3 separate regions of the Homo sapiens genome follow, and regions 1 and 2 are each linked to region 3. A link is a contact called in ENCODE Hi-C data. All regions are on one chromosome and are shown on one strand. The core of a region is the stretch at or near the end of the contact, and the rest is flanking DNA. Distances in the headings are between cores, read along the strand shown.

Evidence for each region. Hi-C counts contacts between places; a loop is a spot of excess contacts on that map. Pooled maps may share reads with other maps.
Region 1: a map of CD8-positive, alpha-beta T cell shows a loop between it and region 3 (21-fold over the local background). The contact joins the promoter of JARID2-DT here to the promoter of KDM1B in region 3. A Hi-C loop is called at or near these places in 6 of 168 maps with a recorded cell type or tissue (CD4-positive, alpha-beta T cell, CD4-positive, alpha-beta memory T cell, CD8-positive, alpha-beta T cell and 1 more), 3 of 37 single-sample maps with no recorded cell type and 10 of 50 pooled maps.
Region 2: a map of CD4-positive, alpha-beta T cell shows a loop between it and region 3 (7-fold over the local background). The contact joins the promoter of DTNBP1 here to the promoter of KDM1B in region 3. A Hi-C loop is called at or near these places in 3 of 168 maps with a recorded cell type or tissue (CD4-positive, alpha-beta T cell, CD4-positive, alpha-beta memory T cell and CD8-positive, alpha-beta T cell), 1 of 37 single-sample maps with no recorded cell type and 7 of 50 pooled maps.

Annotation. Positions count from the first base shown.
Region 1 is chr6:15,243,861-15,247,108 of GRCh38, reverse strand. It overlaps JARID2-DT (JARID2 divergent transcript), which reads left to right and starts at 1,735. Exons shown (of 1, transcript NR_187237.1): 1 at 1,735-3,186. JARID2 (jumonji and AT-rich interaction domain containing 2) reads right to left here and starts at 1,040. Exons shown (of 18, transcript NM_004973.4): 1 at 525-1,040. The coding sequence starts at 569. RefSeq lists enhancers at 963-1,062, 1,173-1,222, 2,412-2,925 and silencers at 1,833-2,092, 2,103-2,412.
Region 2 is chr6:15,661,090-15,664,277 of GRCh38, reverse strand. DTNBP1 (dystrobrevin binding protein 1) reads left to right here and starts at 1,250. Exons shown (of 10, transcript NM_032122.5): 1 at 1,250-1,464. The coding sequence starts at 1,409. RefSeq lists a silencer at 1,254-1,763 and an enhancer at 1,994-2,043.
Region 3 is chr6:18,153,597-18,156,916 of GRCh38, reverse strand. It overlaps KDM1B (lysine demethylase 1B), which reads right to left and starts at 1,495. Exons shown (of 22, transcript NM_001364614.2): 1 at 1,346-1,495; 2 at 991-1,034. TPMT (thiopurine S-methyltransferase) reads left to right here and starts at 1,840. Exons shown (of 9, transcript NM_000367.5): 1 at 1,840-1,884. RefSeq lists an enhancer at 555-794 and a silencer at 1,235-1,794.

The sequences.
Region 1 (3,248 bases), core at 486-2,985, 2.9 Mb after region 3:
TTGCAAACCAGATAAGCCAAAACGACCACAGACATTAAATTTGATGTGCCAGTGCAAAGAGAAGATCGCCATAATCGGACCCTCGATCGCAACTTAAAGGGCTTCCAACACACATGCGTTACACGATTTTTCCAAATAACATTAATAATAATAACACAGGCTCATTTGCATGCAAAGTGCAATACGGGGCCAAATCCGCTTGAGAATGCAGTTTAGTTACATTACCGCAGCCACCCCCCACCTCAAGCTCCACCAAAATCCCTTGCCTTTCATCTAAAAGTAGATTATGGTTGTGTCATTCGAGGTCAATTTATTCACTTGAGGTATCTCTACACCAGTCTGTTTTTTCAACCAAACTAGGCAGACACCACTTTGCTTGAAAAGCCCTCTTTCAGAAAAAAAAGAAACAGCCTTATCGGACGCTGTGTTTAAAACCCTTCAGAGGCAGAATTATCTATAAACTTGACATTCACAGCCATTGCTTAAAACTGCAAGTCAAAGGATGTGTTGTTAGGAGCACTTACGTATTTCTTCTGAATGATATTCCTCTTGGGTCTTTCCTTGCTCATTCTGAGATCCAAATGCTGATTGCAAAAGGGGACAATTGCTTCATGAATTTAAAGCCGTCAGAAATTTGCAAAAAAATATCCTGGTGGTTTTTATTGTTGTTGGTGGTGGTTGATCTTGTAATCCGACTTTTCTTCCTCTTCCCCCAAAGCCAGATTCGCCTTGAAATAAATCCGAAATTGGGAAGGAAAAAAAAAGAGCCAAAGACGAACGAAGCAAACAAAAAAAAATTCACTTTAGTAAAACACTCATAATGGAAAATTTCCCCCGAAACACATACACACACACACAAAAAAAAACCGACGCCCTTCACTCCCCCCCCTTTTTCCTCCAAAAACTACATCAGCGAAACGTGAAGGTCCTTAGTGTCTGATCCGTAGTTACATCTTGGAAAAGAAAAGGGAAAGATAAATAAAAAATGTTGGAAGTCACGTTTGTGCTGCAGCAGCAGTGCGAGCAGAAGAGTCAACTCCAGCGGCGGCGGCGGCGGCGGCGGCAGCACCACAGCGAGGGCTCGCCGAGTCTCTTTTTTCCAAGCCCCCTAACCAATGAGAGAGAGGCTATCCAGCCCAACTTTAAATGGACTCTGCTTTTATACAAGTTAGGGCTCCTCGGATAATTCCCCGCCGGGCGCCAGCCGAAAACTCCCACCGCTCAGCCGCCAGGCGCCCGCTTAGCCTGGTGCCGACCGCCCCTGGCCCAGTCCAGGGCACCCCCGCAGCCTGGCCAACCAGACACCCGAGCGACCTCGACGAACCCCTCCCAGGCAAGCCCTCGGGCGTCGCTCCCACGCCGAGCCCAGGCGTGGAATTGAGAGAGGCTCCCTAGCTCAATGCATGGCACGCTCCGTCGCTCCACCTCACCCCCTTTCCCCTGCCTGCCGCTCACCCCACGGCCGCCCCACGCCAGCCCCCGCCACTGCCTTCGCGTCTACCTGCAGCCGGGCTGCTGGGTAGGAGTGCCCCAGGACGCCCGGCCCCGGGGAGAGCCGCCTATTCCCGGGGCACCTTAGAATGGTCCCCTTGATCTTCTGGAAGTTGTAGTCCCCCGACTACAAAATGGCTATGGCCACGGAAGCTGGGAACTACAATTCCCAGCCTGCCCCGCAAAGCCTGTCACTCAACTCCCCTCCCTCCTCCTCGCCCCCTCCCCCTCACTGGCCGTGCCAACAAACGCTTGGACGTGTCCCGCGTGCGACACTGCTAGAGGCTGGCTCGGGATTGGCCCGCGGAGCGTGTGGTCCGCGAGCGAGGAACTCCCCACGCCGGCCCTCCTCCGCCCCCCGGGCCCCGGCCCCCCTCCCCTGGCGGCCGCCAGCCCCCTCCCCGCGCGCCCCGCCCCCACCCGCGGCGCGAACCGCCTGTGGAATCGAGGAATCGCGCGCGTGCGGCCCGGAGCCGCGGGGGAGGGACGCGAGGCTTCCCCGGGGAAGGCCTCGGAGCGTGGCGGTGAGGGGGGCGGTGTCAGGGAGGGGTTGGAGCCCGTCCTAAGGAAAACTGGGCCACGCACCAAGAGGAATCCTCGGTGCGAACTAGTTGATCGGCGGCGCCTGCTGCTTGTGCCGTGCAGCCGGTGTCACCTCAGGACAGCGCCTCGCGTCTGTGTACAGAGCGTGCTGCGGGCGCCTAGGGTAGTCCGAGGTCACCCCTCTCCGCGCCCCGCAGTCGCGCACGCCCCCACGCGCGGGGTGGGCGGTGGCCGGGGGTCGCCGAGTGGAAAGGCCACGCCCCCCCACGCCCGGGCTCGGCACGCTGCCCCTGGGTCGCGAACGCGCCTCCGCTCGACCCGCTTGGAGGACGTCGCTGGTGGCCCAGGAGTGAAGCCCCGGCGGCTGCCTCCTGAGAAAAGATAGCCGTGTTTAAAGAGACTGAACGGGATCTTTGCTTTGCCGGGCGTATTTTGTGATAAAATACCACAAAATGTTGAGACAAAAATGAGTGGAATATGGAGACCGAGCCGCACAGACACGCAATTGTAAGGAAACATCTCGAACACCGAGTGCCAGGAATATCAACTGTCCGGGCCACGCAAGAGCCTGCTTTTTACCTGCCTCCAGCCCCCTGTCGTGCTGGTTTAATCGCTGAAACAAATGAAGTAGCAGGCCCTGGCATAGCGCTTTGGGCCTTCGCCTTATTAACAACTTTGTCAAGTCTCGCATCGCGATTCTGCCTTGTTAATTTCCTTGTTTTTCGCTGTGGTTTTGGAGAAGCAATGTTTTCCATGATCTCTCAGGCTAGCCTCGGAATAAAACGTGGCAGAAGCGCTCCCGCGAACACATACCCATATATTTTATTCTACCTATTCCCTAGAGTCTGCTAACTTCAAAAGTCTAGATACTCACACAGCTGTTTACTTGCAGCAGTATTTGAAGAGATAACCTTGGTGTCTAGAAAGGTCTCAGAAACTGGAGGTAAGAGACCTGGATTCAAATCGCGCCTTGGCCACTTCCCAAAAGGCAACCGAGAGCCTCTCTGAGCTTGTCAGTTTCCGCATCTGCAAATTAGTGGTGATCAAACCTGTGGGGATGATTATGTGATAAATAACAGTAACCTAGTTTAAAACTAGGCACGTTATTGGAAGCTTTCAGTAAACGAAATAAAAAGCCTTTTCGAGAGGGTATTTTCCTTATTATTTTTACCTTTTCAAAAAATCTGAAATGAAATAATTTTATCTAATGTTCA
Region 2 (3,188 bases), core at 1-2,500, 2.5 Mb after region 3:
GGCTGCTGTGTCAAGGATGGATTATAGGGGTGTGTATGGCAAAAGAGTAGAATCTGGAAGAACTGTCTGTGTTCCCATTGAAAGAGGATGGTGCCTTCGACCAGGATAAATATAGTGAAGATATAGAAAGAGAAGGAGGTTCCAGAAATACTTCAGGAGTAGAGTTGATTGGATTTGATGGGTTAATATGGGGAATGAGGAAAAGAGGGGAACCAGAGGTGATTTCAAGTGTCTTACCTTGAGCAAATTGGTGGATGGTGGTGTCATTTACTGAAACGGAAAATACAGGATGAGCAGATTAAAGGTGAACATGCAATGAATGAAATTTTCAATTTTGTGTATGTTGGTCTGAGATGCCTTTTGGATACATGTTGTATACATGCTTACATGAGTAAGCAACTGGTATGAATTGACGGAGAGGGAGGAAGGACAGGGCAGAAGATAGAGCTGTGGGAGTCATCGGTTCCTTGACAGAATTTACAGCGTGGTAATGGATAGACTCTATGCTATCCATCTATGGAACAACACATCTGGAGAAGAGAGAAGAGCTGGGGAGGCTGGACTGTAGCCTTGGGAGTGGCTATTAAAATAGGAGAAGGGGTGGAGCGGAAGGGAGAGAGGAACTATGGAGTGCTTAGCAAGAGAAGAAAGTGTTTTAAGGATGGGGATGATAAACTGCATTGAAAGCCACTGAGAGGTGGAGAAAAAATCAGGGCAGAGAAGTAATAAAAGGCATCAGCAACATGGAAGTCACTGGTGACTCGCGAAAGGCGATCACCTTTGGTGTGTAGGGCACAAAAGCCTGGGGGGGTAAAGAGAGAGTGGAAAGTAAGAATGTCGAGACAGTCGACTATTATTGCCATTTTATGAATGAAGAAACCGAGGCTCAATATTTGACTGTCTCATTCAAGGTGAAAGCCAGTGGGGTCAGATCCTGGACCTAGAATCCATGCAATGATTTGTGCACATCGCCTATTGAAGAGAGAGATCCAATTCTCTTCCAAAACGTAAAAGCCAACACTTCCCTCAAAGGAGGCTTCGAGTTAAATCATCCTTTCACGATGCCGCTTCCATTTTAAAGAAAAAAAAAAAAAAACGAGAAGGCCTGGTGCGGGATAGGAATGAGCCGAGGAGCTACTGGCCCTCTCGGTCGGGGGAAGACCCGCCCCTTTTCCGCAGCCCGAGCCCGGCGCAGTCCACTGCGGCTGCGCGAGCCTGGCGCGCGCGGGGCGGGAACGCGGAAGGGGCTGGGGTTGCGGCGCGGCGGCGAGGACCAGACCGGGGGCGGGGCCGGTAGTGGGAGTGCGGGGCGCGCGGTGACAGCGCGGGGTTGGCGGCGTGGGACCCAGGGGGCGACAGAGGCAGCAGCAGCCCGAGGCCTGAGGAGAGGAGACCGGCGGCGGCGGCAATGCTGGAGACCCTTCGCGAGCGGCTGCTGAGCGTGCAGCAGGATTTCACCTCCGGGTGGGTATACGGTGGGCGACGAAAAGGGACCTGAGGGGGCCGGGCCGCCGCCTGGGATGCCCCTGCCTCGCTCCCTTCCCCGCGCCACGGTCCAGGGTCCGTCCTGTCCCGCACCTCCCCGCCCCGCCCCGCCGAGGAAAGTAACGAACTTCCCGGCGTCCTCGCGTCGGGCGGCGCAAAGTAACTTAGGTCCCTGCGGGCCGCCTGTGACGCGCACCCCCCAGGACCGGGAGGCGCTCGGCGGCGCAGCGGAGCGCCCGGGGGGGGTGTGGGACCCTGCGGTCCTTTCCCGGCAGCATCAGCTGGGCCCTGGAGGGAAGTCATGTGAGAAGCCAGCGCGCCTCACCGCTTCCGCCCCCGCGGCACAGTGGCCTGCGCCCCTCGGCCCAGCAGACACCTGCTCGTGCGCACCTGGAGCTGGGCCAGCCACCCTCCCCGAGTCGGATCGCACCGCGCAGCAGCCTGCACCCTCCGGCCACAGCCTTCCGCGCCGCGTCTCGGCTTTCACGCCCGGCTCGCCGGCCTAACCCTTGGCAAGGCTGGCCGCCCCTCCCCGTTGCGTCCTTTCTCTACCTTTGCCGTGAGCTCAGCGCCTCGGCGAAGGAACTCCTAAGCAGGAGAAGCGACAGAACTTTAGGAATGCTTTTAATACCCAGCGGTTCCCAAACTTTGCTTAGAATCACCTGGGAACCTTTCAGAGTTCTGATGCCCAGGTCTCACCCCCTACCTGTTGACCAGAGTGCCTGGAGACGGCGTTTTAAAGATCCCCAGGGGATTCCAGTGGGCACCAACGCCTGGGAACCACAGGCCGAGACTCTGGCGCCAGATTGCCTAGGCATCCTGGCTCGACCACTAAATCAAACGTAGTTACTCAGCTGCCTTGCCTCAATGTACTGTTTCCGCTACCGTAAAATGGGGATAATGATGGTACTTAAAAGGTTATTACAAGGATTAATGAATTAATGTGTAAAACACGAAGCAAGCATCATGTCAGTATTGTTACTTAGTGCTTAATTTTAATTTTTTCATTCCTTTAAAGTGAAAAAGATCTGTCTTTGAAAAGGATCTTTCAACTTTAGCTTACAAATCCTGTTGGAGGATGCACTGAATGTGAGAACATTTCCACTCATACTGTTTTAAATTTCTCCCCCCCACCCCCCTTTTTTTTGAGATGGAGTCTTGCTCTGTCACCCAGACTGGAGTGCAGTGGCGTGATCTCGGCTCACTGCAACCGCCGCCTCCCGGATTCAAGCGATTCTCCTGGCTCCACCTCCTGAGTAGCTGGGACTAGAGGCGCCCGGCTTATTTTTGTATTTTTTAGTAGAGACGGGTTTCACCATATTGGCCAGGCTGGTCTCGAACTCCTGACCTTGTGATCCTCCCGCCTTGGCCTCCCAAAGTGCTGGGATTACAGGCGTGTGCCACCGTTCCCGGCCCACCCTCCCCCCCTTTTTTTTAAAGTGACAAGTTCTCGCTCTGTTGCCCAGGCTGGAGCGCAGTGGCGCTATTATAGCTCGCTGCAGCCTCCAACTCCTGGGTACAAGAGATCCTCCCTCCTAGGCTTCCTGAAGTGGTGGGATTATGGGTATTAGTCACTGCGCCCAGCCTCGTTTTAAATTTCTAATGAGAAAGATGTTAGCCAAAATTTTATCTTAATGGACAAAAATGTTAATACTATTTGCACATTGGGCGTTGAATAACAAACTGTCAAACGCTTGAGCACT
Region 3 (3,320 bases), core at 246-2,745:
GAGACGGAGTCTTCCTCCGTGGCTCAGGCTGGAGTACAGTGGTGCGATCTCGGCTCACTACAACATCCACCTCCTGGGTTCAAGCGATTCTTCTGCCTCAGCCTCCCGAGTAGCTGGGATTACAGGTGTGTGCCACCACGTCCGGCTAATTTTTGTATTTTTAGTAGAGACCAGGTTTCACCACCTTGGCCAGGCTGGTCTTGAAGTACTCCTGACCTCAAGTGATCGCCCACCTCGGCCTCCCAATATTGAATAATTCAATATTGAATTATTCAATATTCAACATGCAGTTCAATGATTCAATATTAAATCCCCAATTGCCTAGATATCTTTTGTTGATTCTCCCAGCAAGGCAAATAATTATTGATGGTAATTTTCTCATGTACCTCCTGAAGAAGCCTTCTCTCCCACTCGCCTTTCTGCCACTAAAATAGATTTAAAAACACAAAACAAAACTGGTCAAAGCCTTGAGTTATGTGTGTATACGTGGTGTGGGGGATTCCCCAACTGGAGTGGACTGGGGAGTCCTGCAGGCTTACCCAAGGGAAGACTGGACTTCTATGTGGCTGGTTTCCACATCACTGAACCCCAACTTTCTACAGCTGGGTCGGCCTCTTCCTTCCTCTTTCACCTGTCAGCTGCCCGGCCGTTGACTAACAGCTACCCTAATCGGGCCACCCCTCCTCCAGGTCTCCAATCCCAGAGGAGTTACCCCAGCAACCTGGCAATGCTCATCAAGTCTCAACGCGTGGTGGCTGTGCCAGAGAATTACTACAACACCTGCAAGGCTGTGCGGGCTCCTGGCCGCACCCTATCGGCCGGGAAGAACAAGCGAGGGAGTTCCTACTCCAGGACCGTGGGGTTCTCCCGCGGCTCTGACAGTCCCCAGGAGGGAGCCCCAAACTCCCGGTGCCAGCTGCAGCCGCCTCGCTTTCCGAGAAGCTTTCGGAAGCTTTTCGAAGTCGGAGAAGCAACTGCCCCGGGGCTCACCTTTGCGCTGAAGAGGTGCCGGGAGTCTCGGGGAAAAGGCACCGCTGTACAGAAAGGAAACATTGTAGGGGGGTTAGCCGACCGGCAACATCGCGACGAACCCGGCGACCCCACGCCCCAACACCCTAGCCCGGGAATTCCCCCTTCTTCAGACAGATACCCACCCCGCACCCTCTTTTAATCCGGGGCAGGAGGTATCCGTCCCTGGGGCACCCGCCCACCTCCCACCACGGCGAGGGGCGCTGCACAGGGGGAAAGGGAGGGCTTGCACCCCAACCAAGCTGCTTTGTGCAACGCTGTCACCCGAAATCCGCCACGGCCCCCACGCACGCCCCCGGAGTGGGGAGCCTCCCACCTCTGAGCGCCAGCGAGGCGGTGCGCGCCGCCCTGGACTGCGGGCGCCTCTCCGGAGCCGCGCGCCGCGCGCACAGGACGGCTGCAGCCGCGCCGCGAGCCCCAGCCTCTTCTCGGCCGCCGCCGCCGCCGCCGCTTCCGCCCCTGTCACGGCGTGACCCGGGGTGGGAGGAGCCGACAGGACTAGGGATGGGTAGGGTCCCCGCCTTCGCTTTAGCCGCAGCGCTCGCTCCGCCCTGCCCATTTCCGCCGCTGCGCAAACCCCGGCGCTTGGGGAAGTGGGTGGAGTCTGTGCAACGAGGTACGGGGCGGGAGTGGAGACGGGGCGCCGGGAGAGGGGGCGGGAACTGAGGCGGGGCGCGGGAAAGAGGCGGGGCGCGGGAAAGAGGCGGGGCGCGGGCGGAGGCGGGGCGCGGGCGGAGGCGGGGCGCGGGCGGAGGCGGGGCGCGGAGAAGTGGCGGAGGTGGAAGCGGAGGCGTACCCGCCCCTGGGGACGTCATTGGTGGCGGAGGCAATGGCCGGCAACCAGCTGTAAGCGAGGTAGGCTCACTCGGGCGCGGAGGGTGCGGGTGAGAAAGGGAACGATTTGCTAGGAGTGTATGCGCCCGTGCTAGGGCTCCCAGGAATTCTTACAAGCGTAGACAGCCTAGCAATCAGCCCTGTGAAGTGGGGTTCAGGGCAGAAGCGGAAACTGGGAATAACGAGGTCGGACAGTAAATGACCTGAATCCAATGTCCAGGATTTAAAGTGCTTCCAAAGCACTGGTGTGTTTTAATTATTTTTTTTTCTTTTTTCTTTTAGAGACAGGGTCTCCCTCTGTCGCCCATGCTAGCGTGCAGTGGCACAATCATAGCTCACTGTAACCTGGAACTCCTGGGCTCAAGTGATCTTCCCGCCCCAGCCTCCTCGGTAACTGGGACTACAGGCTCGCTGCACCACGCTTGGCTAATTTTTCAAATTTTTTTTTATAGAAACGGACTCTCGGTTTTTTCCCCAGCCTGGTGTATTAGTGATTTTTGGGAAAAAATAAGTACTGCCAAATAGTGAGTGATCCCTGGTGATGTGGGAAACTGGGGTGCTGTAAATATTCTGTCTTGCTCTGCGGTGGTTACACAGGTGTATGTATATGTAAAAAATTCACCGAGTCATACTCTTTTAAGATGTGTGCACCTTAGGAAAGTTTCTTCTCAATTTTATGAAATTTAAAAACAAAACTATAGCAGAAGCTTTTGAAAAGGTGAGAATGGAGACTAGAACAACTTGAGGACTTTGTTTGTGGGCAGAAATTTTTGTGAAATTTCCCTTCCTTAATTCTTGTAATGTGCACTTTTTTTGTATTATAGAAATAAACTTTATTTCTCTAGAAATGATGTATACAAGTGGAGTCCATGCTGAGAAACTGTTAGAACAGCTAAGACGTTGAGCCCAGGAGTTTGAGACCAGCCTGGGTAACATAGCAAGACCCTGTCTCTACAAAATATTTAAAAATTAGCCAGGCATGGTGGTGCACCCTTATAGTCCCAGGTACTCAGGAGGTTGAAGTGAGAGGATCGCTTGAGCCCCAGTGTTGGAGACGGAAGTGTCATTACACCACTGCACTCCAGCCTGGGGGATAGAGAGAGACCCTGTCTCAAAAACAAACAACTAAGACATGATTAAGTTATGTGCATGATTTTGTTAGACAGTTCAAGTTTGTGTGAAAGGAATAGAGTTGTGCTACTCCAGGCTGCTGTGGAACTCTGATAAAGATTATGCTTCTCTTTTAAGTAGAGAACTGCTTTATGAAGCCTTGAATTTAGGTTCCAGAGTTTCTGAATGAAAATGAGAAAACTGCAACATTCTTTTGCTTTTCTGTACCCAATATAAATCAGATACTTTCTACTGACCTCTCAGAAAACTCAGAGTCACCTCCTGATACCATCAGGGTCTTGCAGAAGCCATTTGTCAACAAATATTTGCTAAGAAGTGAATTCATG